2 separate regions of the Homo sapiens genome follow, and region 2 is linked to region 1. Evidence: chromatin loops called from intact Hi-C (ENCODE). Cell type or tissue: PC-3. All regions are shown on one strand. Each heading gives the region's core, and the rest is flanking DNA. Links, peaks and the distances in the headings are about the cores only. Region 1 overlaps VEPH1 (ventricular zone expressed PH domain containing 1). Region 2 overlaps VEPH1 (ventricular zone expressed PH domain containing 1).

What was found. A loop is a pair of places that touch in the nucleus more often than their neighbours do. Peaks named below come from ENCODE experiments on the same cell type or tissue, not always from the same donor. Only the 100,000 strongest peaks of a DNase experiment are listed, where the experiment ranks them.
Region 2: a loop joins it to region 1, with 6 times the contacts of the local background. A loop is called at or near these places in 2 of 110 quality-filtered maps.

The regions. Positions count from the first base shown.
Region 1 is chr3:157,486,282-157,502,617 of GRCh38, reverse strand. It overlaps VEPH1 (ventricular zone expressed PH domain containing 1), which reads left to right. Exons shown (of 14, transcript NM_001167912.2): 2 at 7,112-7,406. The coding sequence starts at 7,269. Among named protein-coding and RNA genes, the nearest start is that of VEPH1, 9.0 kb to the left of the region's middle. RefSeq lists enhancers at 2,482-3,045, 3,046-3,610. In PC-3, for the core only: a CTCF peak has its summit at 8,766 (motif pointing right); a DNase peak (open chromatin) is centred at 8,797.
Region 2 is chr3:157,320,564-157,336,899 of GRCh38, reverse strand. All of the region lies in intron 9 of VEPH1 (ventricular zone expressed PH domain containing 1), which reads left to right. LOC101928236 (a long non-coding RNA gene) reads right to left here. Exons shown (of 10, transcript XR_007096141.1): 7 at 3,537-7,704. Among named protein-coding and RNA genes, the nearest start is that of PTX3, 110 kb to the left of the region's middle. In PC-3, for the core only: a CTCF peak has its summit at 9,671; no DNase peak of the experiment used is centred there.

The DNA of each region.
Region 1 (16,336 bases), core at 7,240-9,739:
TATTTGGTACATGAAACTTAAATGTAAATGAAGATACATTTAACATTGAGTTTTCCATGTAGTTTGAGAGTTTTGGTACATTTTCTGGAAGAACAAACCCACGAATTTGAATTAGGATTTTTCAGCAAGATTTGTATTATTCCAGAGCAAAAATGACCAACAAAGTCAACATTTACAGGTGAAAATGAATACACTATAAAATTATGACAAGTCACAAAAGCCTTGATTTTAGAAAGTTTATTAGACTTGAAGATAAGTGTTTCTCATCCTTTTTGAAGGAAATGTTTCCTATTTGTGTTTTAATAAGTTGAAATAGGTAATCAAAATTAAGTAGTTTTTTGGGCTCTTGACTAAATAGGTCACCAAATCTATTTTTTTCATGTACTTATGAAATAAGCCTGCTACAAACTTAGATCGTATGTACTCTAGCAAAAAGACAGGGCTGAAGCCTTTAGCATTGCTTAGAATAAGCCAGACTCAGAGGCTTTCAGTAGAAGTGAAGTGTAGCAGCACGCCACAGCCAAGGAAGCCCAGAGACATCCAGGGAACAATAGACATCTTGTGGGAAGGGCTGAAATGTATGCAGCCAATTCCCATGGGAACGCCTGTAGTCCTTTCACGCTGTGTGAAAAAGATGCTCCTTCAAAAGAATCTGTAATCCTTTCTTTCAAGGGAAAAATCTGAGAACTTTATTGAAAGTTTCTAGAGCCCAAATGGGTCTAAGTTTGTTAATGAGCATTTTTAATACAGGTGAATAAAATGAAAATGTTTTGATGCAGAGTAATGTAGTCTAAAGCGTAATGTAAATAAATATTGTCATTCTAGAATTTTCTGAAGTGAGGAAGCCAGGGTATACCCTAACCTAAGTTGCAAGCTAGAGGCTGAATTCTTCAGAATAAGTTGGTTTCTTGAGTTAATTATGGTGATTGAAATCTCCCCCAAGAGTTTCAATTATTCTATAGGCAGTATCCCAATAGTGTGGCGATTAAGTCCTCCAGTTCATGTATATTTTCATTTAGCAGAATCTACAGATGCATAATAGAGTAAGCCACTAATGTTTTATTAGTGGGCATTGAGTGTACGTCACCTTGAAAAGTAGTAAAGAAAGTAGCTGGAGCCCTGGAGGGCCACTCCTTTCTCACTAATAAACACGGGAAGGAGTGCTACACTTCCATGGAAAACTCAGGTGTTTGGATTACCCAGCCACAAAAAGTTTGAGATACATTGTATTCTAGCCCATTTCTGCTCTGTAAAAACATTCACTGTTATTGTTCAACCTTGGTGTGGGTAGGATCACCGTAAAACTATCTCTCCAGGAAACAAGATAAGGTTGCCAAAAAATCAACAGGGACCCATTCAAGAGAATGAAGTTTACAGATGAAAAGTGAACAACCCAGAGGTAAGGACAGGATGACTAAGATAGAGAAAGGACAACAAAGATATAAATATGGCTCAAATGGAAACAACCTAAACATCTTTAGCTCTGTGAACCCAATTTAGTGAACAGTACAGTCATGTATTAATTTTTAAAAGGTATGGCATGGGGATGTGTTAACTGGTGGACCATCTATAGGAATAATAGTACTCTTAAGGATATGATTGCTGGCACTTTTTCTGTGGTTGCCATATGCCAGGCTCTGTGTTAAATGTTTTATATCATCTCCTTAAACCTCCCAACAACCCATATCACAATCCTCAGGAGCAAAGGAGGAATTCCAGGCTCAGGGAGTCTAATTAACCTGCCCACATTTACACTGCAGGTAATGGCATAGCTGAGCTTGGAATCCAGTTGAGTCTAGATTCCCATACTCTTATCACTCTGCTCTTCTTACTGGAGTTCCATAGAGTGTCCAATTCAGGACTCTACACCCTTTAAAAAAATAAAACTGGATAAAAATCTAGGGATTAAAAATCAGTAATAATGAATAGAGGATTAAAAGGGAAGGCTAAAGCAATATCATCTATTCCATTAAAAGACGAAACTTCATTAGTATATTGTAAATTAGAAAAACTACTAATGAAAAAATACAGCTACTCATGAATGACTGGATTCTTGATTTTTATAAAGGAATTCTTCAAGGGGATAGTTCTCCAAATGTGGATGGCATAAAAATATGATTGATCACCAACTGTCTAGGCAGATTTACGAGGTCGTTCTCCTGGAACATATGACCTGGTTTAACTGTGGCCACCCTGACCACACCCTTTGAGTAGACACACCCTAGTGAGCACAAAGATGAGATTATCTGCAGGATAGCTGCCTGTACACATTGCCAGAAGTGAGATGATTTGATATAGCTATAGATCTACCACAGGAACAGACGACTTAGGGGTCGAGAAGAATGCAGTCTTAAAAACCTTGCTTTTTAAAGTGCACTGTTAACTGTTTAAAGAATAAAGGAAGGTTCCAGTGCCCTTTTCTCCATCGGAGTGTCAGTAGATTAAGCAGGATAAACCTTTTGCCTGAGTGTTGCTGCAATATTTAAAAGTACAAATCCAATATTTCTGGTCCACGTGGATTTCTATGAATAGCTTCCCAGCAAATAACGAAAAAAAGAGAGTACGTATGTTGTGAAGTTTGTTCTGTTTATTAGCAACTTCCCGCATACTTCAACTTTCAACAATTTTACTCTAGAGGCAGAGTAAAGGGATACTTTCTTTAGGAGGTGACTCTTACTGGACGAACACTCAGTGTTTCCAAAACGTTTGTGAGATCTCAGGGAGAGGGAAGTGTTAATGAAGCTGCAGTTCTCTTCTCCTCCCCTGGAGCTCTGAGAGGTGGCTCCCTACAGCCATTCCGTTCACCTGCTTGAGTTCTGTTGAAAATTGTTTCCTGCGTGGCTCGCCCCCGCCCCCCATTCTTCCCTGGGAAAGTATAGATTTTCACGAACACAGGGAGTTCTGTTTTCTCTGTTAAAAACAACTCTCCTTTACTGGAGCAGGCTTTGTGTTTCACCTCAGGAAACAGAGCGTTGCACTGGGAGGTAACTCCGCTGGGTGAGGTGCAGCCTGTCACCTGACCGGTCTCTGGGGCTGCCGGTGGCATCAGGCTGCATTCCTTGAATTCTTCCACCCGGCACCGGCTCCGCAATGAACAACTTCAGGTTCACTGAGCTGAGCGGATTCCACTCGCTGTGCCCTCGGAGCCTGCCTGAATCTCCCGCCCAGTCTCAAACCATGCAGCTGAGTAACTGCAAGGGCGCCTTTGAGGAGTAGCACGCAGGTAAAGTCGAGTTTGCGCGGGACAGCTGTGACTCCCTGAAATGTGCCACGTTTTGCGCCATCATTTCTGTTTTTGTGGTTTCTGTTTCTCCCTACAGAAAGCTGATTCGCCAGCAAATACCTGCCAAAAAAAAAAAAAAAAACTAAATAATGAGAAGGTGGGCCTCAGATTAGAACCCCTTAAAGATTAGGGAAGGAAATTATGAAGGAAGCAAATTAAAGGCTGTAAGAATTTTATAAGCCAGCTTTTAAAAATCATACAAAAAATATGAGATTTTGGAGTCTGGCCTACCTGAATGTGAATATTGGCTCTGTGTGTAACCTTGGGCATGATACTTAACCTCACTGGTCCTGTTTCCTCTTAGGTGGTAATATCTACCTGCAGAGTTGATGGGAGAACTAAAAGAAGAAAGCATCTAGTGTCTAGCAAAAAGGTTGATGTGTAGAAAGTATTTTGAGTATGTGCACATATGTGCATGTGTGTATATGGTATGCTTGTGTGTACATGATACATGTATATGTACACGTGCACACAGGCCACAGGACTATGACATTCATAAGGGTAGGGAGTTTCTCAGAACATGAGGTAGAATTTGATCTGGCTTTGACCTTCCCTGCTATTGCAAAAAGAACAGCAGGAGAAGCCAGACACCTGAGCAAAATATTAATGAGAGCTGCTGAAAAATAAATAATGTGCCTTGCCAGTCCTTATTTAGGAAGGGATGTGCAGCATGTGGAGGTACTCATTGGATGAGAGCTGATGGGAAGGGAGACAGCTCAATAATAATTATCTCACACAGTCATGAATACAACTATCCTGGGAGACCAGCTGCCTTCAATCCTGACTTGGCAACTTACTCTTCAAGTGCCTCTGCTGGTGGTTACTTTCCTCTCTAAACATCAGTTTTTGATTGCATGGAATTGTCATAAGAATTAAGTGGCTAAGTATGTGAGAAGCACTGAGATAAGTACCTGACACATGGCAAACACCCACCAAATGTCAGTTGTGCCATTATTTTATAAAGGGCTCGTTTACACTTTATCACCTGTGACCCTCAAAACACCCTGATGAAATAGACGAGGTGTGTATTAGCCCCATTTTGCAAATAAGAAAACCAAGTCTCAAGAAAGGAAAACAACATGAACTAAAGGTCCTATAATCGCTGAATAGCTGAGCTGGGACATGACCCTTGGTTCCTAGATGAGCAGATGACTTAGTATGAACTCAGCACAAGTGCACTGAATAAAACCTGTAAAAATCTTAGCTATCCTAAAGGTGCTTCTCAAATACCATTTCCTCCATAAAGCTATTCATTATCATCTTCCCCTGGAAGTGACTTCTCTCTCCCTTGTACTTCCCCAAACTTCTTTTTGTAGTATCCAGGAGATTTTTCTCTTGGTCACTCCCATATTGTAGAAGGTGTTTTGAAGATCACAGTTGAAAACGTGCAAAAGAGCCCTTTGAAAAATAATGTGTAAGTCTCACCTCTCCCCACTCCACCCCTATGTTTGTGAAAGCTTTCCTGTATGGCTGTGTGTTAAACAACTTGATGTTTCTGTTTAGGGCCCAAAGCAATGTTTTGCATGTGATGGGCCCTCAAGAGTAAGAGCTGAAGTTGGCAGCATGAATGTGGGACTCCACACCAGGTGTCATGTAAATGTGGAGTGTGCAGAAAGAGCCCAGGAAAAGCCTGGGGGTGCTCCTCTGTACCAGCACGTATTACTGCTCCTTCTTGGAGCTCCTGAGCATCTATGACTGGGGCAGTTGAATGTACTTCATGGAGTGCCACATGTCCAACAAGCTGACAGGTCAGGTGAAGTCATTTCCATCCAATTTTCCTGAATATTATTTTACTGAGACTCTTGTCACTGTAAATATCTGAGCCTGGGAGGAAAATGTGTTAAGAGAAAAATGTAGGAAAACACTGTGCTGATTTTCCTTAGAGATATTGTGATTCACCCTCCCACATTTCCCAGGGTGCGAACTACTTTGCAGTACCTCACTGTGCTCCACCTCCCTCTGAAAGCTTACCACTCTCCTTTGCTCTTCCTCCAAGCGTCTTCTCCTGTGACTGTCTTGCTCTCTGGTTGCTCTAAATCTCAGGGCATAGAATGGGCAAGGATCCAGGAGCAGTGTAGAAGGGGAGAGGAATTCATTTTCTTGCTTGATAACCCTGCTCACACCTTCATCATTAATATTAATAATGCTCTGAGGACCTTTACTCCTAACAGTAGCCTCACATTTTACATGGAGTCAATATTTCATAATGGTTATGAACTTGGAGTCTAGCACTACTGGAGTCTCTGGGTTCAAATTCCAGCTCTCCAGTTTTGTAGCTGCATGGCTTTAGCAGTTATTTAACTACCTCAGGTTGCTCACCTACAAAGTGGGGATGACATATTTTCATATAGTTATGAGGATTAGATGAATTAATATTTACAAAGTGTTTATGCCTGGTACATAGATAAAGGCATGTAAGTGTTAGGCTTCATTTTTCAAAAGCTGGTAGATAGTACAAAAATTGCATATAGAGAGTATTTTCCTTAAAATCCCTATGACTCATGAATTGTACCACTTACAATACTACAGATAGCTTATTTAGTTGAGTGTGTAATGAAAGCTTTGGCTTGTATTTTGAGGCCATGGTGTTTGAAGAGTATGTGTCTTTAAACTTGCACTCAACACAAAGAGGTGCTCTCACAACAATAGCTCAGAGGAGAGGTCTGAGACTACCCAAGGAAACAATAGATTCTCCTCTCCCTTTTCACACTCTTTCTGGCAAACCATTCAGAGTAAAATGCTAGGTAGAAATGCCTATTACTTGTATTAAATAACTCACTCTTGGCTCTCACTAAGCATGTGGCTACATTTGTAAGCTACCCACATGTATGAGGTGATTCCACTCTACTGTAAACTGTGAGGGAAGTGCACTGGACTGAAATCAGTAGACTATCCTTGCCACAGCTATTATGGGGCCTTGGGGCAGTCATTAAACCTCACTGGACATTAAATGATTACTAAGGTCTCTGCCAGTGCAAATGGTCTGTGATTTTATTAGGCCCAGAAGGGAGCTGATGAGAATAATCAGATGTCTAATTTGTGCCATTGCCCTCCTCTCTGTAGACTGTTAATTGGGTGAGAAATATAGTGGGACTTTATTACTTCAACTGGAATAGAGGGAGAGTTGCCTGATCCCAAAGCCCTCCTCTTTAGCCCACATGGCAAGGCTATCATGTTCATTTCAGTGTTAAAGTTCATCTTCATGTTCAGTAGAGATTTATCTAACGCCATTCTCCTAAGCAGCATCTTTATTTTATTGCTACTTGATTATAGAGTACGTAGGAGTAGGGTAAGTACTGAGGTCACCTTTTTGACTGACAGAGCAGGGAACTTCTACTGCTAGCGTAGCAAGGCAGCCCAACCAAGAGGTAAGCACTGGTTTCTGTGTCCAGGTTCTGGAAGAAAGGGTTCAAGGAAGTGGGTCTAGGAGATGTTTCCTATGCTCCCTCTTTTCCTTTTGTTCTCCCTTTCTGTTTGATTCCCATGAGAATCTTTTTGAGGAAAATCTGGCAAGTGTTAGGCATGATTGTTGTTTTTCCTTGTGACATGGAGAGAAGAGAAGGATGTAGAAAGGAGAAAAGCGTAGGGCTCATGTTGACTTTTAAAGTTCAAATTAAATTCTGGAGAAACCTAGTAATTTTTGACAAGACTTTTTGAGACAAAAACAAGGAAAGAGTTCATTTAAAGATCATTAAGCCAGGATCTATTAGTCTAGGCACATGTTTCCAAGTTTCTTTTTTCTCTCTCTCTCCGCTGGACACTGAGTTCACATTCTGAGCTTATGCCATTCTGCCAGTGGCTACATTGTGTCATTTGTTTCCCTTGCAGAGAGTGTCAATGAAGACCTCAAAGTCTGGAGAAAAATGACCTTTCATGGAATAAGAAGTATACCTCCTTCTACATGTTTTTGTCTTACTGACCTCTGATAACTGGAACACATGACTCTGGGTCTGTAGAAAGTCAACTGATCAAACTCATCCTCACCATGCATCAACTGTTCAGACTGGTTTTGGGACAAAAAGATCTTTCACGAGCTGGGGACCTCTTCTCCTTAGATGACTCTGAGATTGAAGACAGCCTTACAGAAGCTTTGGAGCAAATTAAGATAATTAGCTCATCTTCAGTAAGTAAACTGGTTTATAGACTACATCTCTGAAATGGCCTGTCCTAGAGCTAGAGATTTGTTTATATCCTGGCAGAAAGATCTTTGCAGGGGAAAGAGGAAATACCACTAATATTGGTCTCTCTTAATCTGCTCTGTGGTTTTGTTGGCATCTAAGAAATATCAGTAGGGAAGTCATGGCTTAGTAGGGGGCAGTTAGATCATCTTTTGCCCACTCACAAAGACCAGAATTCTGAAAATTGCAGAGCAGCATGGAATTCTCACAAAAATATTATTTAGGGGCTATTTTTATGTCCTTGAAATGACACTGAGAGGAGAGGGAGCCAATCCAGGGAAAAGCAGACCTGCAGAGCAGCATAACAGCATCAGTAAACAAGAGCAGGGTGTGTGTGGGAGGCTGAATAATGAAAGAAGGCAGGATGACACCTCCTGCCACGCAGGTAATATGAGACAAGGACAACGATCGCTTTGCTGCCAGAAGTGACAGTTGCCCAGGACTTAATAAGGCTGATTCTGTTTACTTCTGTATTGTCTCTATTTTTATCTTTCCCTTGCTTCTTTTTCTACCCACCTGCATCCCTACTCCCTGGACCTGCCATTTAATTCCACCCACCCATTATTAGTCCCCAGTGTGATCAGACAGATGTAAAACCTCCCATCAATACTTGCATTCCTTCGCTTCTCTTCAATGTCAAGATTATATATTCTGAAAGCACTTCCCAAAGGGGATGGATGTGGAGTGCCCAGTGTGGTTTCATGTTGACCTTCTTGATTGTACTTGGACCCTCCATGAGACTGGTCCCACTTCAAAGGCCTAGGGCCACCAGGCATCCACCCACATCCTCCCAGCTCAGCAGTGTTAGCCAACACTTGGCACAGACACTCATTGGAAAGATGAAAGTGGTGGGACTCAAGCCATACAATACTGAATTGGCAAATGTGTGCATATTTCAGAAACAACAGCGCTCTTCTGTGTTACAAAGAAGATATATTTAAAAGGTATACTGGCAACCCGTGCAGCCTCCTCTTCAAGCCTATTTTCTCTTGCTGGCTGCCATTAACATGCTGAACTCCCCCCAGTGACCAATGAAGTCACTGCTCAAAAAACTCTTCTTTTCTCAGGTAATGTCTTTGATGGCAATTACTCATCCACATCTTTTCCAGAACATTAATCAACTTAGGTTGACGCAAAGCACAACATGTTCCTGGTACATTTTCATTTTCTGGGTAAGATTTTTGTCCTGTTTTCAGAAACCCCTTCTTTCACACTCCTCTGCAAATCAGTTGGCTGAAAATTACACTGGTTTTCATCTTCTTACTAGGAAAACAAAACAAAACAGTAATCAAAGATCACATAAGTTCCCTAAAGCCTACTTCCACTAGAGGTCACTAGTGGCCAGTTATTTATTTTGTTTGCATCATTAATTGCTTTGTTTCACAGACATCAAATTCAGAATTTTAGGACTGGTGACTCAGTTCTATTATATAACTCCACTGGTTAGCCATTAAGGCTGGCAGGTCCCTTGTCATTAGGATCATCGTCCATTCATTAAGCTGTCCAAATAGCATCTCACTCTACCAGGAGTTCTGGAGAGCCAGGAGTTCGTGTGTCTTCTTCATCTACTAACTTTTACCACATCTTACTTCTTCCATTTCTCTATCTGTAACCCTCTCATGGAACAGAAGAAGAATGGTAGCTTGTAATTTACATATATCAAGTTTGAGGTTACCAATGCCAGCAGCTCCTTATCTTCCTTTTCTGATTAGCACATGGAACCACCATGCCTGCTCTATGGCTTACATCCCTGTTAGCTGCGTCCCATCCTTCCCTCAGATCCAGCCCCAGCTATTCCTCTCTAGGCCTCTCCTAATGACCTTGGATCTCAGTAATCAATTCCACTTCTCAATTTCTCTTCAGAAACGTAGAACAGGAAGGGATCGTCTAAATTGCCCCTTCCAACTTCCAGCACAGAAGATTGCTGAAAAATAGGTGGCTTCTCCTGCACTTGCAATGATGCGAATATGGTGGGTTTCTAATATTTTTACCTGCTTCTCAATTTTCCTTTGGTAAATTGTCCCTTTCCATTGCATAAAACCTTGATGGCATCTCCATCAAGGTTCCCTACTCATGAGTGCCCACTACCCTTCCCTATCAGTGGTGGGGGAGAGAAGAGGTGAACACCTGGCCCAAGCTTGAAAATCAGAAGTTTTTCCCCAGTAGTTTTAAGAAAGATATCAGCAGGGGGTGATTTATCATGAGGACGGTGCCCCAAAGAAACAGTACTTTACTTCCTCCCTCTCTATCATTGTAGCTGCCTTGATCACTGCTCCTTTTAAGGCCTGGTACTTCACTTTCTCCTTCAAATAAGTGGGCCACCTCTAATCTTCTTCTTATAGCTATTATTATTATTGTTTGCTGTACTTATTCAGACTTTTTCTGTTGCTTATGATCAAAGAACCCTGACAAAGAGAGAGCATTTTCATTGTTGGGAGTTCAAATTGTTAACATGTTCCTCTGCTTAGCCAGATGAAATCTTACTTTGTACTTTCTACCTGTTGTCTCTGTTCTGTTCTCTGCCCCCAACAATCAAAAGAGTCTACCCTCTGTTTCTACAAGAAAAACTTTAAACCTTTTGAAGATAAGCACCAGGCTTCACCTCTGGCTTGTCTCATCCCAGCTAAACATCTTAGTGACCTTGGGTTTTTCCATGACAAAGAAGGAGCCTGTGTCTGGGAAAGGTTACAGCACCTCATGTTGTAGCCATCAACTGTCAGATCTGGAAAACTCAATTTTGTTGGTACCTGAGAAATGCTATCCAAATCATGCTATCCAAATACAAGACTTGGAAATATAAATTAGATTAAAACACGATGTACTGATTTACAATGAAAATTATAACTCGTACGGATCAGAATTCTTGTGTGTTTCATGCTGTTCTCAAGTCTGTTTACTCAGTCTTTCTTTGGATAAGAAATACTTTTATTGATTAGGTTTCTTCCTCCTCCATGACAATCACATTCCAGCCCTTCCTCCCTGAGATTACATCTAACTCACCTGCAAAGTCACCCATCAAAAGATAATGTCTTGGTTTAGGCCTGTACTGGCTAATCCCACTCATATGAGTGGACTTTATTGGTTTAATCCTCAAAGGACAATCTTGTTTCTGCATTGTTAGAGAAGGCTTCATTGAAGCTCCCAGGTATGGCCTACACTCTTATCATTCTGCTTACCCTCCTTTGGAATAGTCCTAATTTATTATTGTAATTTATCATTGCCCAATACTCAGACCAATTGCTTAGAACAACTACTAATACTAGTCAAATATTCTATGTTTTTAAAAAATCAGTTGTCCACATTTATCTTGTGATGTGCTAAGGCATTCAGGTTGAATCAAGACTTGTAATTAGATAAGTTTAAATTTTTTAAAGTGTATTCTGCCACATTTTCAACATTGCAAAAAAAATTATTGTCTTTAAGCCCTCATTCCAGAATATGTCTTTTAAACATCATGATTCTGTCAAATATATTACTTAGCACTTTCAGCTTTGTGGAATCCAAAAATGTGGCAAACAAGCCTCCAATCCTTCCCCCAAAGCCACTCACAAAAATAATTAAACTTTACTAGATTTTACTGTCCAGTCCATGTCCTCTTTTTCTACCAGTTACTACAAAATACTACTATGAAATGTTTTGCCCTTATGTTTCACTTTGAAAATGTGACTACTCAACTCAGTATCCTCTCCAAGTTCCCAAACATACCTTTAAGTTTTGTCTTTTCATTTCAAGTCCTTTCTAGACCAGTTTTACCTGATAATCACTTGTACTAACTTGGCTTTCCTCCCAGGCTACTCCAAGAGAGATTGTCTCATCCACTCATCCACTTCTCCCACCTTTCCATTGGTGCTCACCTCATGCCCAACCGATCCACCCGCCTTCCAGTTCTCTTTATTTTTCTTTTAACAATGAAACACACCAGGCACACAGAATCACCCACTTTAACATGTTAGGTACAATTGAAAATCCCTGCATGTCTCTTTTTAATCCAATTCTCCTCCCTCATGCCTCCCAAGGTAACCAATATCCTCCTTGTGGTATTTAGCTATGCATGGTTGCTTTTTGTTTTTGTTTTTGCTACACATCCATGGTTCCAAAGTGAATTACAGCATAGTATTTTGTATTTTTAAACTTTATATAAATGTTGTCATAGGGCTCAAATTACGTTTTTGAGATTTGTCTATATTGGTACAGGTAGTTTCAACTCATTTATTTTTGCTGAGGCAGAGTATTCCCTTATGTGAATGTGCTACAATGTATCCATTCTTTTTTTGGTTTATATTTATTATTTAAACAGTGCTACAGTAAACATTGTTGTAATTGGCAATTTTGGCCAATTATTTCTAAAGTTCTAAATACTTGTAATTGCCAAGTATTTCTAAAGTACACAATTAAAAGTGAAACAACAGGTTTTAGGGTTTTGTGTATTTGCAACTTTGTGATATACCAACAAATTGCTTTCCAACAGGGATGTGCCAGTTTACACACCCAACATCAGTGTATGAAAGTTCCAGTTGCTTTATATCCTCACCAGTGCTTGCTTTTATCAGATTTTAAAAGTTTTTTTTAATCTAAGTGAAGCAGCATGTAATTGTTTAAATATACACTCCTCTCATTATTACCAAGGTTGACCATTTTTTCATATGCTTATTTGCTGTATGCCATTTGTTTTCCTCTGAAGGAAGTGCCTACCACTTTACTTCCAGTGAAGTATCTGTTTATGTTTTTTTTTTCTTTTTTCTTTTGTAGTCTTAAAATCTTATTTTTATTAACTTGGACTATTTTGTATATTCTTGTATTAGTCCTTTGTCACCTATGCAGGTTGCATATCTCACTCTGATACACAGTTTATCTCTTACCTTGTAATAAGTCTTGATATCTGATAGGACAGTATTCCCACCCTTCTTTAACACTGCTTTGTTTTTTTCTGTTCTTTAATAATTTTATATTAAGCTTCTCCTGTTTTCTGAATAATTCTATCAGTATCTTAACTGGGTGTTATTATAACTATAGATTAATTTGAAGAAAATTAACATCATTATGTACTACTGTCTTTATATCTATAGACATTACATTTCTATCCCTTTATTTATATGTTTTTAAATGTTGCTCAAAGAGGTTTTATGATATTTTTCCTAAGAATGTTAATATTATACATCTTTTGTTAAATGTATAAGTGTTTTATATTTTTTTCTGAGAATATAATAATATTCTTTTTTAAAATTATATTTTCCAATTCTATTTTCAGTTGGTTATAACATAAATGATTCTTGTATGGTGATCTTATGTTCAGCAAACTCACTCAACTCTCTTACTAATCCTAATAATTTGTCTATATACATTTTCCAGTTTATTCAACAAATATTTATTAGTTGTCTACTATGTTTCAGACACTGTACTGGATGCTAGGATAGAAGGGTAATCAAAAAAGACAAAAAAAAAAAGCCCTCTGACATCATCCATTTAATTGGGTAAGACAGAAAATAAACAAATAAATAAGGAAGATATGTAGTGTATTAGAAGATTATAAGTAAGTGCTATGTAGAAAATTAACGCAGAGGGCAGTGACAGGATATCGGAGGCTTGAAATTTCAAATAGGGTGCACAAGGTAGTCCATACTGAGACAAAAGCTGACATTTAAGCAAAACTTGAAGGAGATGAGAGAGCAATACTTTTGGGTACCTGGAGGAAATCATTTCAGGCAGAGGAACTATTAAGTACAAAGGTCCTAAGGCTGTAGACTGGAGTTTCTGAGGTCAGTGTGGCTGTACTGGAGAAAATCATTTCAGGCAGAAGGACCATTAAGTACAAAAGTCCTGAGGTTGTAGGCTGGAGTTTCTGAGGTCGGTGTGGCTGTAGTGAAGGGAACAATGTGGAAAGGGAGATGAGGTTAGGAGAGAAGTGGAGGCTGGATTGTTGGAGTCTTGGGCAGCCACTGGAGAGTTCTGAGCAGAAGTAACATGGTCTAATTTTTCTATTCCTGTTTTGGGAACAGTCTGTGGAAAGGCAAGAGTGAAATCAGAAAGGCCAGTTGAGTGGCTACTGAAATAATTCAGATAAGAAGAAGCAGAGGTTCTGACCATCATGGAGCAGTGGTGGTGGTAAGTGTTCAGATGATCCTGGATGTATTTTGAAGATAGGACCAACAGGATTTGCTGAAGTATGTGCATGTGATGAAGAGGGGGAGGTGGGGGGAAGGGGGAGAGAGAAAGAGAGAGAGAGAGAGAGAGAGAGAGAGAGAGAGAACGAACTTAAGATTTTTGGCCTGAAAAACTAGGATGATAAAATTGTCAATAATTAAGATGAAGACGACCAAGGAAGGAAGGAATTTGGAAAGGGAGGGTGAGGGGAAGGGAGTGTAGGAAGAATCACGAGTTCCACTTTACATGTGTAAAGTCTGAGCTGTCAGAATTCTGAGTGGAGATGTGCAAGTATTGTATGTATGAGTCTGGAGCAGGAGAGAAGTCTGGGCTGGCCATTATAATTTTGGAACTTGTCAGACTTGAGACTGAGCGAGATCACCAAGGGAGTGAGTGCAGACAGAAAGTAAAAAGTCCAAAGACTGAGTCCAGTACTCAGAAGTTAAGGAGATGATGAAGGACTAGGAAAATAAACTGAGAAGAAATATCCAGTAAAAAAAAAAAAAAAGAAAGAAAGAAAGAAAGTCAGAAAATCATGGTTTCCTGAATGCCAGGTGAATAAGCTGTTGCAAGGAAAGAGTGATGTCAAATGCCACTGATTGGTCAAATGAGATTTGTCACTGATTGGTCAAGACTGAGAATTGACTGAGGTTCAGACACATGAAGGTCATTATGACTGGACAAGAGCAGTTGTCACTGGATGGGTCAGACTGAAAGCCAGATTGGAGTTAGTTTCAGATGGTGGGAAGAGAATTGAAGAAAATGAGCAGTGACAACCCTGGGCATTTTCCCATAAAGATCAGAGAAATGGGCTGGTATTTAGAAAGAATGAGATGGGGAGAGAGGAGAGAATCAAGAAAAAAATATGTTTTAAATGGAAGAAGCACATTCCTTGATTATTTTTTATGTGTAAGTCATCACTTTAAAATAATTATAGTTTTGTTTCTTCCTTTCCAATCCTTATTCTATTATTTGATTTCTTTGTCTCATATCCTGACTAGCTCTCCAGAACTAGATTGACTAGAATGAGTTATCCTTCTCTCTTTTTATTTAAAGAGAATTTTCTGACTTTTCAGTGTAAGCATAATGTTTGCTCCAGGCTTTTGGTTAATGCTCTTTATCAGATTAAGGAGGTTCCCATTTATTCCTGTTTTTCTAAGAATTGTTTAATTTTATCAACTGATTTTTCTATCCTCTTGAGATAATCCTATTTTCCCCTTTAATCTGTTAATGTGGTGAATTACAGTAATAGATTTTTCAAATATAGAACCATTATTGTATTCCTGGAGCAAAATAAAATTTGTTGTTTATTTTAATGCATTTTAAAATTTGATTTGCTATTTTTAAAGTAGTTTTAGAACTATGCTTATATATGAGATTGGTCTTTAATTGTCCTTTTTCCACTGTCTTTACCTAGCTTCGACATCAAGTTATATACAGTAGTTTCATAAAATGAGTTGAGAAATGTTACCACATTTTGTTATCTGCAAGAGTTTTGTAATATTGTGACCTAATCCTCAAAGATTTCATAGAACAGTATAAAACTCTCTGGCACTATAAATTTGTGTATTTTAATAGATTTTTAAACTACTGATTCAATCTTTTTGAGGAAAATTAGGAATTTTGCTTCAGTCACTTTTGGTAAAGTATATTTTCTAAGCAATTTTATATTTTATCTGAGTTTTCAAGTTTATTAGCATCAAATTGTTTGAATTATTATTTTTTGGCAGCTTCTGTATTCATTGATATCTTACCCATATTTTCAAAGCTTTGCCTTCTACTTTTTAAAGTTTTGATTTATTGATCATCTGTATAGGATCATTTCAAAATCTTATTAATTTCTTTTTAAGTCTTTACTACTTTACTTTTTGTACTTTCTGTAGCTTTATTCTGCTGTTCTTTTTTTTAGTCTCCTCAATTGTATAATTAGGTTATTGATTATTTTAACTTTCTTATTTTCCAATATAAGCATGTAAGACCATAAATTTCTTGCTAAGTAACATTTAGTATCATTCTACAAGTTTTGAGATATGTTTTTATTGTAAATTCTAAATATTTTCTTAGTTTTATTGTGACTTCCTCTGACTCACAAGTAATTTAGAAGTTAGTTTTAATTTCCCCAAGAATTTTTATAATCTTTTTGTTGTTAAGTTAAATCTTAACTGCATGTAGTCAGAGAATGTGAACTGCATGGTATCAGTTATTTCGAAGTAGTTGAGACTTGCTTTGTTACAGAGTTTATGGCTAATCTGTGTAAATTATAATAGCTAATACTTATGTAGCACTTATTGTGTGCCAGAAACTGTTCTAAGAGCTTTTCACATTAATATATTTATTTAAGTAAATTTTTGAGATAAGTATACTAATATTCCGATTTTATAGATGAGGAAACAGACATAGAAAGGCTAATAATGTAACTTTACCAAGGTTGTATAGCTAGTAACTGGTAGAACCAAAAATCAAGCCCAGAATGTGAGTTCAGAAGCTATTCTTAGCCACCAAACTATGCTGCCTCTTTTTTTTTTTTTTTGAGTCAGAGTCTTGCTCTGTCGAGTGCAGTGGTACAATCTTGGCTAACTGCAACCTCCGCCTCCTGGGTTCAAGCAATTCTCCTGCCTCAGCCTCCTGGGTAGCTGGGATTACAGGTGCCCACCACCACACCTGACTAATTTTTGTATTTTCAGTATAGACGGGGTTTCACCATGTTGGTCAGGCTTGTCTTGAACTCCTGACC
Region 2 (16,336 bases), core at 8,492-10,991, 170 kb after region 1:
TGTGGTCTCTGTTGAAGCTGCTCAATTCTGCCATTGTAGTAGGAAAACAACTATAGATAATTCATAAATGGATGGCTATGACTGTGTTCCAATAAAACTTTGTTTAAACAAGCAAGCAGTGAGTCAGACTTTGCCCATGGACAGTAGTTTATCAACCCTTGCTCTAGATTATATTTTTCCACATTCACCTGGAGTTTTGTGTTAGATGGAGTGTAGGGGTTTCTGATCCTCCATGCGAGACTTCTGGTAAACATAGCTGATTGAACATGTTTATCTCTACTAGCAATAAAACCCCACTTAAATGATAATAAAGGAAATAAAAGGTATACGCTTAGGGGAATGGAGAAGAAGACAGCAGACAGAGATGAATCAACACAATGTTGGGCAGAGTGAAGCAGATGCAAGAGTGTTCACTGAACTAGCGGTAAGCAGTGCCCAGGTAATACCATTGTGGTCCAAGAGAGGTGCCATATAGGAAGCATTTTATCCAGTTCTGCTGAGGTCTTCTAAGCATCATTGGAGGGGCAGCAAATGGTTCCTCAGTAATGCTAGGTTATAATCTGATGCAGTCACTGTCTGAGTTGGCACCCTTAGCTCATCTGTAAAACTCAAAGTAATTGGTTTTGGGGGAAAGGGGCCCTAACTCTAACTGTAAATATATTGGTATTCAGACGACTTAGACAAGAATAGTGCCAACAATAACTAGCAGTTTAACATTCACTGCTTTTACTGCTATTAAGCTATTCTGAAACCCTTTCCCTCTAGCCTGCTTTCTAAGACCCAAAGGAAATATTCGCAGTATTTTCAGTCACTCTTAGTACTCATTGATGAGGAGCTATCATGTAAGGAAGGAGTAGAAAATGAGAAGACAAGAAATGCCAGAAGGAGGATTCTACGATGCTGATTTGCATGTCAGGGTCTCGGTCCAGGAAGGAAACAGCAGGCAGAGGGAGGCTGGTAGCCATGGTGCCTAGTGGGCTATGTAGTGACTCACTCCACCGCCCTGCATGAGTCCAGCAAACAAAGGCAGTGTGTTAGGAAATGGTGTGCTTGATTGTAACAGATGCAAACTTCAAGGGTCACTGGAGTCACATATAAGAGGCTTCACTAACTCGGAGCCAATAACTCCCATCTTTTTCCCAGCAGAATATTTGGAGAATTGATGAGAAAAAAAAAGTACGCATAGTTGACTGATTTCTTTTTTGTAGAGATGGACACTTTTTGTACTCTATTCCTTCTTCTGTCCCACACTAGACACTATTTATATTCAGATCCTATATGCTGTATTCAAAGGGGAAAACATTTGGTCTTCTTGGGTTTTTACTACCACTATTCCATGATTGTCTTTCCTTTGATTTGACTACCTTTCTTCATAATAAATCTTCCTGTCTTCTCCCTCTCTTTGTTGTTCTCCTTTCCTGTCTCAGTTTTCTGTATTTGCATTTCCTTATCCCATGCACATTCCTTTCCTTCTTGTGGGGAGTTGTTTTTTGTTCTTTGTTTTTGAGATAGGGCCTCCTTGTTGCCCAGGCTGGAGTGCAGTGATGCAAACACGGCTCACTGAAGCCCCAACCCTCAGGCTCAAGCCATCCTCCCACCGCAGCCCCCAAAGTAGCTGGAACTACAAGCACAGGCCACTACACCCAGCATTTTTTTTTTTTTCATAGAGATGTGGTCCTACTATGTTGCCCAGTGGTCTACTGTATTTGAGAATGTCAAAGAAAAAAACACCTCCCAATTTCCCAGTGCCAACACACTTTGGGCTTTTTGACAGCAGCTTTTTGGAGATAATTTCATTGACTCTGAGCATTATAATATTGATGAAGGTGATAGATAATTTTAAAAAGGTGAACAAATTATTTTATTTAATCCTGGTGACAAGTCTGTAGTGTAGTTAGCACTGTCCTCATTTTATGAATGAGAAAATAGAAAGGCGAATAACCTGTCCAAGGTAATATGGCCAGTAGAAGGCAGAATCAGGACTTGGCCCTGGCTCTATGATCTTGCCACTGCTTCTTTATCCCACACTGCCTTCTCGGACATGCCATTCTCATCCCCACCTCCATGCCTTTACCCAAACTCTTGCTCCTCTAGGTGCCCGCTATTTTATTTATCTAGGCCTAGCATTCATCAGGGCTAGCCTATTTCTTACTTTCTACACCCCCGTGATTCCCAGTACTTCTCATTTGGCACTTGATCATGGATTGCTCTTTTTAAATATTCATATACTTCTGACATCTCTTTTTTAAGCTGTAAAACTCTGAATCTTTTTATAGTTTTAACACTCAGCCCAATGTCTCATCCTTGGTAAGTCCTCAGAGTATTTGTTAATGATGGTGATGCTGGTAGACATTTCCCCAGTGCAGGATAACAAATGAAATCAACCTTCCTCAAGCTTAATGGCTGTTCATGTTGTTACAGCAGCTGCATTAATGACAAGTAATCTGTAACATTTTTCAGAACTTGTACTCTAAGAGTACAATTAGCCACATGAAAATGCCTTCCTCAGAGGCTTCCAGTCTTACCTGTAGCCTGAAGAACTGAATTTCCTTAAGACTAGAATTATTTTCTAAAATTGGCTTTCAAATTCATGGTATATCCCGAGAATTGGCTGCACAAAATTAGTTGCTTTCTATTCAGTAACACCTCATTTAGCAGCAGTGACTGAAATAAAATGCCCCCTAACTTTCTCATGTCAGCCACATGATCATGAAGTCAACAGGGAATAGACGGTTGGCATCTTAGGAAAGTCAGGCTTAGTTAGTAGTTGCTAAAGGCCACTTCTAACAGGAGCGTCAATGAGTTTGATACACACTACGTGGAGTTGATATACACTATGTGGAGGTCCTATATACCCTGCACCAACATATCGGACATAATAAACCTCCTGGTAAATACATATAACTCTCCCATGAGTGTTCTTCTGATGCCTGATGGTGGCCAGCCCAGAAGGTCTTAGTTCAGAACTGCCAACCAGAGAGAGCAATGCAATGGGTGACTCACATATACATGATCTTAGGCTTATCCTTCCTTCCTCTGGGGAAAAAAAAATGTAAACGGACCCATTTTAGTGGAGTTTATTAATAGAATTTCCTAAAATTTTCTGTGCCCTATATCTGGTTACTGTTATGCATTTTGCAGAGTTGCAAAGTAATTGGTAGCACATGGAATGGTACCTGCAGGGGATCACGGCTTGCCTGCCTTATTTGCCTCTGTACAACTTTTGATAAATCTGTGCTTGGAAGAGCCAAGTGTTTATTTCTACCATATGGGCTTCCACTGACTCAGTGTGACCACAAAGTGGCTCTGTATTGTTGCCAGAAATCAACTACATTAGTGTCATGCAAATATATAGAGAGGTATGTGTGTGTATTTGATTTAAAATTCATGTAAATTCCAAAATTACTTTCATGTCTAGAAACTGTGCTAACTCCTCTGAAAATATCCCAGATTCCTTTCTGATCATGTTGACATTGACTACTTTGTATTCTTAATGTTTGGACATCTAACTTGTATTTGGCAACCATCAAGAGTACCTGGTAGGAAAAAGTTGAGGTCTTCCGAGTGAACTTCCCCTGGCGGATTTTGTGATCGGATAAGCACTGCAAAACATTCCTCATCCCAGAACTGAGTGACACTCATCACTTATTGGAAGGTGCATTCTTCCTAGGGAATACCAAAAATTCACTGGAGAACTAAAAGTATCAATATAGTCATTTAAAGATAAGTTCAATTTTCAGTTAGTTTCATAATTTATATTTTTCATTATTCCTACTTTGGGAAGTATTACTGGCCAAATTCCTGGAAATATCAGAAACAACATTGAAATCAATCCAAAAATATGAACAGCATTGCCACAATAACACTTTTCTGTAATTGTAAGCAGTCAGCCACCCAATCAGAAATGATCCTGATTTGAGTATTGTTTGTAAGCACTGCTCCTCATCTGTGTGTACAATCAGGTGACTGGAAAAGTGATGGCAAATGTCACTCTTCAGATTCACCTCCTTCATAATTAATATGACAGTTTTATTTTTAAGTTTGGACATTGTAAGAATAAGGAAATAATTATTTTAAAATATATGACCATTCCTTACAAGTTGAACACAGAATTGCCATGCCACCCAACAATTCCACTCTTAGGAATATACTCCAAAGAATTGAAAACAAGTGTTCAAACCAAAACATGTACTTGAATGTTCATAGCTGCACTATTCACAATGACCAAAAGGTAGAAACAACTCAATTGTCCATGAATGAATGAGGAGGCAAATGAAATGTAGTATATTCATATGATGGAATGTTATTTAGCCATGCAAAAAAAATGAAATACTGATGCATGCTACAACATGGATGAACCTTGAAAACATCATAATAAGTGAAAGAAGCCAGACACAGAAGGCCACTCATTATATGATTCCATTTATATAAAATATCCAGAATAGGCAAATCTATAGAGACAAAATGCAGATTTTTGGTTGCCAAGAGCTAGGAGGAGGGGAAATGAAGAATAATTGCTTAACAGATGTGGGGGTTCCATTTAGGGTGATGGAAAAGTTCTAGAACTAGATAGTGGTGATAGGTGTACAACATCATAAATGTACTTACTGCCACTGAACTGTACACTTTAAAATGGTCAAAATGGTAAATTTTATGTTACATGTATTTTACTGCAATAAGAATTTGTTTTAAATATATGACTACATATTCTGTGATAAACTCCATACTTAATATGCAGCATATCCTCCACAAATAAACACATACAATTAGTGTAATTATGGAATGGTCTGGGTTAACCCTTCTATGCCAGCAGTAGCCGCAAGCACCATGTACTGGGCAGTATTTTAAATGTTTTATTTGACCCTGTAAGGTACATATTACTATTCCCAAATTGTGAAAGTGGAAACTGAAATATAGAAAACAAAATTTGCTTAAGATCACATAACTGGCAGACCTGAGATAGACCTGAAATTTGAGCCCAGGTTGTGTAGCAGCATGGTGTTTCCTATTAGCCCCTGTACTGTGGGCTGAGCTGACCTTGTCCTGTGATAATAAAGCTTATGTACAATGGAAGTGTGCTCTCAGCTCTCAGAACAATGTTGATAAAGTTTCAGACCTTAAAGAACAGACCATTGTTATTCAAATCTGCAAGTACAACCATATTTCTATTTATCTTATTATTTATTTGCCTGATTATCATTGAACATACACAAACCATGAAAGAGCTGCAAGAAGTGTAATTCTCTCTCAGTGCAAATTTACTGTGCTATGCTAGGCTATTGCCCTGGCCAGAGGTGTCCTGCGGTCCTCTGCAGTCATCTTCTGTTGGAAGAAGAGTTAAATCCAATTTCTCAAATATATCCCGCTCTCCCTGTCTTTCATTCCTGGTGCTAGATTTAGTAAGTGAAGTGAGGTTTGGTTGAATCGTAAAGCAGAGTCTTGGCCACAAGGCATGCATGGGGCTGAAAGAAGTAAAGAATATCATAGGCATACGCAATGGGGGTAAGAAGTGTTGTATGAGAAGAGACTAACTAGAATAGAATGTCAGTCTCCCCCAAGGATCACCATACCACCTCAAATCACACTGTCCTAGGAGTGTGGCTCACTTGCATTGGATAAACAGAGCTTCTGTATTGCCGAACTCCAGACGGTATCACTTACACTGTGGCCTGTGGGAATAATGTCCCTCCTGGACTCATGTGGTGGAAAGCCTGTGTGGCTGTTAGCAATGGCCCTGCAGATGAGCCCCAGCATCCTATCTGAAGGGATGAAATTTTCAGGGCAGCAAGAGCTCCAGGACAGATGCAGTTCTTGGCTGCAAGTCATGTTTCATCCATCCAGCAAGATCCATTCAGGTGAACACAGGATATCCATGCACAGGGCCAATCTCCGGATAGGAGAGCACTAGCAGCAGCTAGGTAGGATTCAGAGGTGGCTTCTATTCCAACAAAAGGATGGGGTGGGTCCCACCAGGATAGAAGAATGAGGACCCATAGCTTACTGTTTATGTATCTCCATCTTTGTTTATTCCCAACCCAGACTATTTCCAGCCTGTTAACATAGTGGCCTCGGAACCTCAGTTAACCACCAGGCCTGCCTCCCTTGGTTCTGGATGTGGCTGGGGCAAAACCTGCCATGGGAAGGAGATTGCTGCTCTTGATAGGTGGCGAGGGCTGGCATAAGCAAGACAAGGCTCCATGATCCCTACAGCTGGAGCACGTGGTCTTTTTAGGCTCCTTACTGAAACTTAGTGCTTGAGCTACCCCTTGCCTTTTTGCCATCGAAATCCTGAGAAAGACCCTTCATTGTTTATCCCATTTGCTGCTACTTCTATCAACCCAGAAGTCCAGTCCAGGACTCAATAATAATGAAGTGTTTTATGATACAGTTTTTTCATACAGAACAATCCCAGTTACTATGTGGCTGCTCAGATGGTTGCGTGTTCATGAATGTGGAAGGCCCTCTCCTGGGGGCAACAGCTCAACAGCTTTCTGCTAAGAGATTTCCTTTGAGCAATAAGCTATCATACAGTGCAGATGGGTTTTAAGTATTTCAACTATTTTCAAGCAGGCCCTGGGTCATAAATGCCTTCATCTTGACTTTCTAATTTCCAGATTCCCTTTCACAAGAGAGGGTTCTCAGTGAAGCAGAAAAATTGACTATAGAGGTCTTGCTAATCTCAAAACACTTTATTTAATTTCAAAGTGAAGTTGTTATGATGTAAAGAATAGGGAAAATTGAACTGTGAGCTTCTTCATGCTTTTAAGAGTTTGGGATCTAAAGACTTGAAAGAAAAGAAGAGCTTTCTGAGTTGATTCCATTGCAATCCTGTCTATTAAAAGAGAGACCACCACTCAAAGTCCATTCCAGCTCTGGGACATAAGATTTTGAACTGACACCTAACATCAGAATTCCTCCACAAGGCAAATTTCTGAGCTTCTAGAGGTTCTGGGGACAATAAGACACTCCTACAGCCTCTGTTGAATTAATGTTGCCTTCTCATCCCGAAGTTCATGCTACCCTGTGGACCACTGGGAAATAGTCAGTTGAGGCAGAGGTAATTCAACTCTATTAAATTTTTACTTTAGTTTTTCGATGGATCTTTCTGTTTCCTTCAATAGGACAAAATATATAACCAGCTGTTTCCAATTTACTGCTAGAAGGTTGAGTTTCTGGAAGCTGAATAACATTACTAGTCATTATTTTATGACTTTTCATCTGAGCAGCAGTAAGAAAGTGAAAGTAAAACTAATTAATCAGAAATAGTAAAAAAAAAAAGGCAACTCTGTTTAATATTAATTATGATGATTGATGTCATCATCATTGGATTTTAGGTCACATAAAAATGAAATAAGTTATACATGAAGACAACTTGAAAGAAGCAATAAATGAAACTAAGATTTCAAAGATATATTGACCTCTATCATGTAAAGCATGAATTTATAGAAAAATAATTTTATGATTATGACATTTGCTTTTACTGTAGATGTTCTGGTTTCCATGGCTAACCTGACAGAGGCAATTTATTTCCTTGAGTTGTTCTTCGATTCCTGTTGCCTTCAGTTCAGGTGGTTCCCACTGGAAAACAGTAATATCTTGAGCTGGGATTTGATGGGTCAATCACTTGGGCTTCTCTCAAGAGAGGTTTGGGCATGGATGGGAATGTGCCACATAACTCATTCAGTTATACGATAAAGATAAAAACTGCAATAAATACCAAAAGCAAATTATCAACAAGTCTCTACATACAGAATAAATGAAAGTGATATATAATTTATAAGATTTAAATCATTAAAAATAAATGGGTATAAATTAAATCCCTCTTCGACTTAAAAGGGGGGACTAATAATTGCTGCTTCATCTAAGCATAACCTATGTAAGCTGCAGAGTATAACGGGCACTAGAGTCAAACAGTCTAGATTTGTCTGGACTGCCAGTTGCTAGCCATGTGACCTTAGATAAATTACTTGACATCTTTGAGCCTCAGATTCTTCCACAAAACTGGAAGTGTCTACTTCATTGGCATGAGTATTAAATGGCAATACACACATAAAACTCTTAGAACATTGCCCAGTACTTAAAAACTAATCAATTAATGTTAGCTTTTTTTATCTTCCTGCCACGAAGCTTTGAATAGAGCAAAATATCAAGCCTTTCCTGAGCTTCCTGGTGGCATTCCTGCAACATTTCTGTGCTTCTGAGCCTCAAAACGACATGTACATCAAAAGTCTCACTTGCACATATCTTAACAGTCCTAGGACTTTGGAGACGCTCAGAGAGCAAGTGATGGTTTCATGCATTGTTATGAGGTTTTCTTTCTTGCTGGACCTTCTACTTGTGCCCTGTCCCCAGAGAAATTTATTCTCATTGTATAGAATGGGATTTTGGCTTACACATCATTATTAGCTGTGTAGTAAGTTCATTTTAAAATAAGCAATTAGGTGAACATTTCAGGACACTGAGCAACCTAGATGCCAAGGGTCATTATGCAGTCTCTTTCCTCTAATTAAAATAGCATTACAGCAACATTCAAACATTTCCACCTGGCCTAGGGATCCTTTTTTTTTCTTTTTCCATATACAATAGTAGCAGTAACAGTGATCATGATAATGAACATTATTAAACACATGCTCTGTGCCAAGCACATGTCTGTCTGAGAGCCTTACATGAATTAACTCTTTATGCTCACATAACTAACTCATTCCACTTTGTCCAGCACTTTCCTAGTGACAGCACTGGAAGACTTGCATTTCAGGAGCCACTCTAATCTCAGGCAAATCGGGATGGCCGGTCACCCTAAACAACACTTAGAAATAGGAGCTCTTATTAGTGTTCCCAATTGAGCCACAGAGAGGTTATGTAACTTGCCCAAAGACACACAGCTGGTAAATAGGAAAGTCTCGCTCCAGAATCTGTGTTCCTAACCACCACCTTGGAGAAGAATTGAACTTTGGATAAGGGATCAGAGAAGTTGGCTTTAGAGTGGCTTCTGAGAGGAAGGGCTCTTTGTTCCCTCTCTCAGGGCAGAAACATTGCTTGTGAGAGCATCCAAGGCTCTTCAACACCTGATTTGAATAGGTTAATGGGCAAGTCGTACTCTGTTCTTTAATAGTAACATAAAGCAGCAAGCAGGCACAAGTTTTTAACAGTTTTCATATAAGAAATTTGCAAGTCTATATGCACCAAGGGACACTACATACCACTGTGTGTTATTTGATTTCGCCCTCACATGCAAACCCTCAACGTCCTCCTACAGCTCACTCCCCATCCTCTACCCTTTGCTGTGTGACTCTTATAAGTGTTTCTAAAGTTCCCTGATTCTTTAGGACAAGATTTCTTTCTCCACCTGAGTCGTCTTCTTCACTGTACCATAGTTTTATTCTCCATGATTACTTTTTCACTTATTGTAATATTATAAAATTTATTTTATATTACAACTTAGATTTGCAGAGAAAATGTGCCATCATTATGTCTAGAGCTGATCAAGAGCAACCAACCACTGGGTAGTGAGGAAGAAAATTAAGAGTCCCTGCCTAAAGTTAATCCCAACTGCTCATTTGAATGGTACTTTAGGAGACAATCTTTCCTTTGGATAAAAATGTTCTTTCTCTCATCTCTCCTATGCTTATCTCCCTAAGGTGGCATCTGGGAGCATTAGGAAGTGGCTCCTGCTCCCTTGTGGTGGTGGAAAGCATTAATGTCCCTGGATAGGGGTGTGGTGTGTCTTCTTGCCTGAAGGATAATGGTTTTTTTTCACTCTACACATGGGCCGGTCCAGGGGTCTCCCTTGCCAATCTGACCTCATCTCAGTGCCCACTGGTGTGAGATGCCCCTCTTGAGTCCTGGCTTGGACAATTCTCTCTGCAGTCTACTGTGCAGAGCCACACCATACTCCTTGCCTCACTATGGTGAATTCTCTGAAATGCTGACCAGCAAGATCCTCAGCTACTACTGGCTCCACTCTACTCCATAACAGAGGAAAGAGTGACCATGAAAGCTGAACCTCAGAGATTCCTTTCTGTCTGGCTTCAGGAGCTGTGCTTTTAATTAAGTTGGCTACCCTGTGTTGGTGCTGAGGGCCACCTGGGAGTGAATCTTCAGCGGTGACCATTGCCCATGGTGTTACCATAATGTATCTAATATACTTCTCCTTCTCCAGGCCAAAGCCCAAATGTGAGGGAAGTCAGGACCCACTTCTGATGGCTTTACACTTCTCTGTCTCTCTCCTTCTCTCCATAATTTTCCTTGCCAGAACTAAAACCTGTTCTCTTTTACTTGTTCCATTCTATATTCTCCTACCTAACAACCATAGAACTGACCAAGCTGTCACCCTCTTCATACTACAGGTCCTACAATGTATATCCTCCATGTTCAGGAATGATAGGCTAAAGGGAGGTAAGGAAATTTAGAAAATTCCTTCTTGAGACAAAAGCCTCACTTGCAAGGCTATTATCTTGCTGCATAACCCAATTTTGGCAGTTAAAAAAATTAATTCCATTTTACTTTTTTGGTACTCCTATAACTGTTGAATATCTACTCTATCACCATTCCCACCATCACTCGACAGCCAGATAGGTGGAGACTTAACTGGATTCAGGCAAAGGCTATGTACTCAGAAGGCAAAAAAGAAAAACATATTTAAAATCATAAATGTTAGCCCTGTTACATGGTAATTAGTGAGACATCATTTAAATTGTTTGCTTAAATCCCAGGATACAAAAGTAGTGCTCAAAAATCACTTGCATTCCTATACACCAACAACAGGCAAGCCAAGAGCCAAATCATGAATGAACTCCCATTCACAATTACCACAAAAAGAATAAAATACCTAGGAATACAGCTAGCAAGGGAAGTGAAGGACCTCTTCAAGGAGAACTACAAACTGCTGCTCAAAGAAATCGGAGATGACACAAAGAAATGGAAAAACATTCCATGGTCATGGATAGGAAAAATCAATATCATGAAAATGGCCATATTGTCCAAAATAATTTATAGATTCAATGCTATTCCCATTAAACTACCATTGACATTCTTCACAGAATTAGAAAAAACTATTTTAAAATTCACCTGGAACCAAAGAAGAGCCTGAATAGCCAAGACAATTCTAAGTAAAACGAATAAAGCTGGAGGCACCCAATTTCAAACTATACTACAAGGCTACAGTAACCCAAACAGCATGGTACTTGTACAAGAACAGACATACAGACCAACAGAACAGAATAAAGAACCCAGAAATAAGACTGCACACCTATAACCATCTGGTCTTTGACAAACCTGACAAAAATAAGCAATGGGGAAAGGATTCCCTATTCAATAAATGGTGCTGGGAGAACTGGCTGGCCATATGACGAAAATTGAAACTGGACCCCTTCCTTACACCTTATACAAAAATCAACTCAAGATGGATTAAAGACTTAAATGAAAAACCCAAAACTATCAAAACCCGAGAAGAAAATCTAGGCAGGACCATTCAGGACATAGGCACAGGCAAAGATTTCATGGCAAAGATGCAAAAAGCAATTGCAACAAAAGCAAAAATTCACAAATGAGATCTAATTAAACTAAAGAGCTTCTGCACAGTAAAAGAAACTATCATCACAGTGAACAGATGATCTACAGAATGGGAGAAAATTTTTGCAATCTATCCATCTGACAAAGACCTAATATTCAGCCTCTACAAAGAACTTAAACAAATTTACAAGAAAAAAAAACAAACAACTCCATTAAAAAGTGGGCAAAGGACATGAACAGCCACTTCTCAAAAGAAGACATACATGCAGCCAACAAACATGAAAAAAAGCTCAATGTCACTGATCATTAGAGAAGTGCACATCAAAACCGCAGTTAGATACCATCTCACACAAGTCAGAATGGCTATTATTAGAAAGTCAATAAAACAACAGATCCTGATGAGGTTGTGGAGAAAAGGGAATGCTTTTACACTGTTGGTGGGAGTGTAAATTAATTCACCCATTGTGGAAGACAGTGTGGCAATTCCTCAAAGACCTAGAGGCAGAAATACCATATGACCCAACAAACCCATTACTGGGTATATGCCCAAAGGAATATAAATAATTCTATTAAAAATATACATGCACGTGTATGTTCATTGCAGCGCTATTCACAATAGCAAAGACAGAATCAACCTAAATGCCCATCAGTGACAGACTAGACAAAGAAAATTTGGTACATATACACCATGGAACACTATGTGGCCATAAAAAAAAAAAAACAAGATCATGTCTTTTGCAGGGACATGGATGGAGCTGGAGGCCATTACCCTCAGCAAACTAATGCAGGAACAGGAAACCAAACACCACATGTTCTCACGTATAAAAAGGAGCTGAATTATGAGAACACATAGAGGGAAGCAACACATACTGAGGCCTGTTGGAGGGTGGGGAGGAGGAGAGAGAGCATCAGGAAGAATAGTTAGTGGATGCTGGGCTTAATACTTAGGTGATGGGATGACCTCTGCAGCAAACCACCATGCCACATGTAACAAATCTGCACATCCTGCACATGTACCCCTGAACTTAAAAATATGGGCACAGTGGTTCATGCCTGTAATCCCAGAACTTTGGGAGGCTGAGGTGGGCGGATCACCTGAGGTCAGGAGTTCAAGACCAGCCTGGCCAACATGGTGAAACCCCATCTCTACTAAAACTACAAAAAAATTAGCCAGGCATGGTGGCGCATGCCTGTAATCCCAGCTACTCAGGGAGTGCTGAGACAGGAGAATCCTTGAACCTGGGAGGTGGAGGTTGCAGTGAGCTCAGATTGCACCACTGTACTCCAGCCTGGGCAACAGAGTGAGATTCTGTCTCAAAAAATACAGATAAATAAATTGCCTGCTTTAACAAATAGCACTTTTTCATTGTATATTTTTAAATTATGTAAGTAATACATAAATATAAACTGATAAGGAGAGAATTAAAATAATACAGAAGTATATGAAGTAAAATGTGCATGCTCCTCACCCCACTCCCACTTCTCAATATGAAAGTAATCACTGTCGATGGTTGATCTATAACTTTACAGACCTTTTCTTATGCTTTTATATATGTTTTCACATAACAATACAAAATTTTTATTTTTTTCCTCAAAATCAGGGTCAAAGCATAGGTCTTTGTACACCTATGGCTTGTATATTTCTGAATATATAATTACCAAATTTGTGTTATTAAAGTAATCACTTGCAAAAGAATTGTTTTATTCTCTGGATAAGTCAAAACAAAAGCATCCAACATGCCCATTTGACAACTGGCTGGATTTTTGCCACAATGGGGAAATGAGCATAGTACTTTTGCTCTGGGTAGGGACGTCCCACACATATGCATGTGATATAGCCAGGGGCCCACCAGCTGCTGTAAAGGGAACACATATTTCTCAACTAATACTGTTGTAAATAGAACTTAGTAAACACTAGGCAAGTCCTCTTTTCCATTACCTACGTGTCCTAGATTCTCAACAAATGAGAGATTTGGCAGTTTTTCCTTCAGTGCAGGTCAGTTCAACAACTCACACTTCTGAACACCTTCTACAGAACCGAGCTCTGAAAACATCAAATGATTAAAGCAGTGTCCACTCATGAATAATTATTTGATGTAATTTCAAACAGTTATTTCAAATTCATTATTATTTTTGAGAATCTAATTTTGTTTTTACCTTAAAATATCTTTTCTTCTATTTACTCCATCAAAGTTATGAAATAATTGCTGTTCTATTCAAAACTTCTAAACTTTAACTTGGAGGTGAGGAGGAATAGAGTTTTAGTCTAAAATACTAATATATTTTACAAATCACATGGAATCAAAGTTTTACAAGTGGTCCACACTGGCTTGTGATGCCTTCTTCCATTTTTTTCAGTCAAAAGCAATGGTATTTTAAAGTAATGAGTTTGTTCTGCACTTTTTCCCCAAATTGGAACTTATGGTTGACTTCAAAAACATACTTTATTTTACCTACTTTTGGAAAGCTCTCATCAGACAAATTACCAGTTCCATTTTCTTCTACTTTTTTTTCCTGTCCAATTTAGGACATTCATACAATTAAATGACAGTATTATTTATTCATTGCGTCAATGTTTTGAATTTTTTGTCTTTGAAATACAATAAAGAAGAATTAAATGGAAAATGAAGGAAATTGCTTCAAGGGTTCCTGTCACGCTAGTGTCAAGTAGGCAGAAGAAAACTCCTCCTGTTGTCATCTAGCTTGTCGTGAGTGCCAAGTGCAAGCCCTCATAGCCCTGAGCAAATGTCCAGCCCTGCTCTGGACAGCCCTCACAGACACATTTCTTCACAGGCCTCTGTAGGCCATTAGTAAATTGTAGAATTTCAGAGATAAAAATTTCATTTCTAATACGAAATTTCCTCAAAAAATCTAAACATAGAATTACCATATGATCCAACAATGCCACTTCTTTGTATATACCAAAAAGAATTTAAATCAGAGCCTCAAAGAGATATTTCCATACTCATGTTCATAGTAGCATTATTCACAGTAGCCAAAAGGTATGAACAGCCCAAATGTCCATCAACAGAAAAATGAGTAAACAAACCATGGCATATACATACAATGGAAAATAATTCAGCTTTAATAAAGAAATGAAATTCTGACCCATGCTACCATGTGTATGAACATTGAAGATATTATGCTAAGTGAAATAAGCCAGAACAAAAGAACAACTATTATATGATTCTACTTGTATGAGGTACCTAGAGTAGTCAAATTCATAAAGACAGAAAATAGAGTGGCTGGTTGCCAGGGGCTCAGGGGAGAGGAAGATGGGGAGTTACGGTTTAATGGGTATAGGGTTTCAACTAGGAAGGATGGAAGAGTTCTGGAGATGGATGGTGGTGATGTTTGCACAACAATGTGAATGTATTTAATGCCAGCGAATTGTGCACCTAAAAATGGTTTAAATTTTAAACCATATTATCCATAAAGTGGTAAATTATATAAAACGTAAAACATAAATTATATGTTTTATATAATTTACCACAATAAAAAATCATTACCCTCATGGAGCTCACAATCTAGGAGAGAAAGTTAATAAGCAAATTAAAATGTAAAAATCATTTAAGTAGATGAGCTTTTTTTGTTTGTTTGTTTGTTTGTTTCATTCTGGATCAGCTTTTGGTCTGCTCCCACTTTAAAGATAAGAAACTCAAGGACAGAGAGGAAAAGAAACACAATCTACCCATAAAACTCTGTCCGAATCCTCAGCCAATGCTCTTTCTATTGAATTATACTTCTTTTTGAGGTACTTCTATTACCTCTGTTTTATCTGAGCCATTCACTCATGTACTAGAAAGAGAATAGGCTCTGGCATCTGGGTTCAAATTTCAGCTCAGCTGCTTCCTGGAAGTTTGATCTTGAGATTTCCTCTTCAGTAAGATGGAGATAACAAAGCCTGCTTCATAAAGATGAAATGTAATTGGTTACACTTACATCTGGGTACAAAGTAAGGAGTCAGTGAAAATTAGTTCCTTTCCTAAATCTCTCAAAATGGCTTCTCTGAGTTTGTTGTTTATTTATAAGCTATGTTCAGTGTGTAAATACTTATAGTCTGGCAGTTTCAGCAAACATATTCATGTGTTTGAGCTTTTATAAATCATTGTAGAAATACAGTTTCTACAATGCTCAGTTGAACACCCTGGGAAATAAGCCAGATACATTTATCTGACCTTTATTTCACTGGGAGGGAAATTTCAAAGGATAAGTTTTGTAAAGAATTCAAAATGAGACCTAATTTATTCTTTTTTTCCAAAACATAAAGCCAATTCTTTGATATTTCTACTAGCTATTAAAAAATCAAAGCCATATTCCATTTTTAATCTTAAGACACTTATCTCTAAACCAAAAAATATATATATATAATGGCATAGGTTATGAGTGGCCACCTGAGAAATAGGTTATAAGTGTCTAGTCTCCCAAGAAGAACGATGTGTTTCTCAGATACTGTCTAGTGAATGCCTTGCAGGAATAACGGCATATAAATGGCATCGTGGAGGAGGAGTGGCAGAAGAAACAAAGAATTCCAAAATGATTCTTAAAGATTTTGACTCAAAGAAGACCAAATATTCTTGTATTTTTGTATCATGTCTTTAAATTTATTTATCTGTGTAATATATTTGGTATTTTAACACATAACACATTATATTGTATAATTACTTATGTTCATGTTAACTTTAGTCTTTATAAAGACCAAACCAAATCCTTTGATTATTAGAAAAAGAAGCCACATTCCAATAAAAATAAAGAAACTACTCTCAGATTTGGTTGAATATGGAAAGCATTCTATATTTAAGACAGCATGACTTCTCTCTTCAAC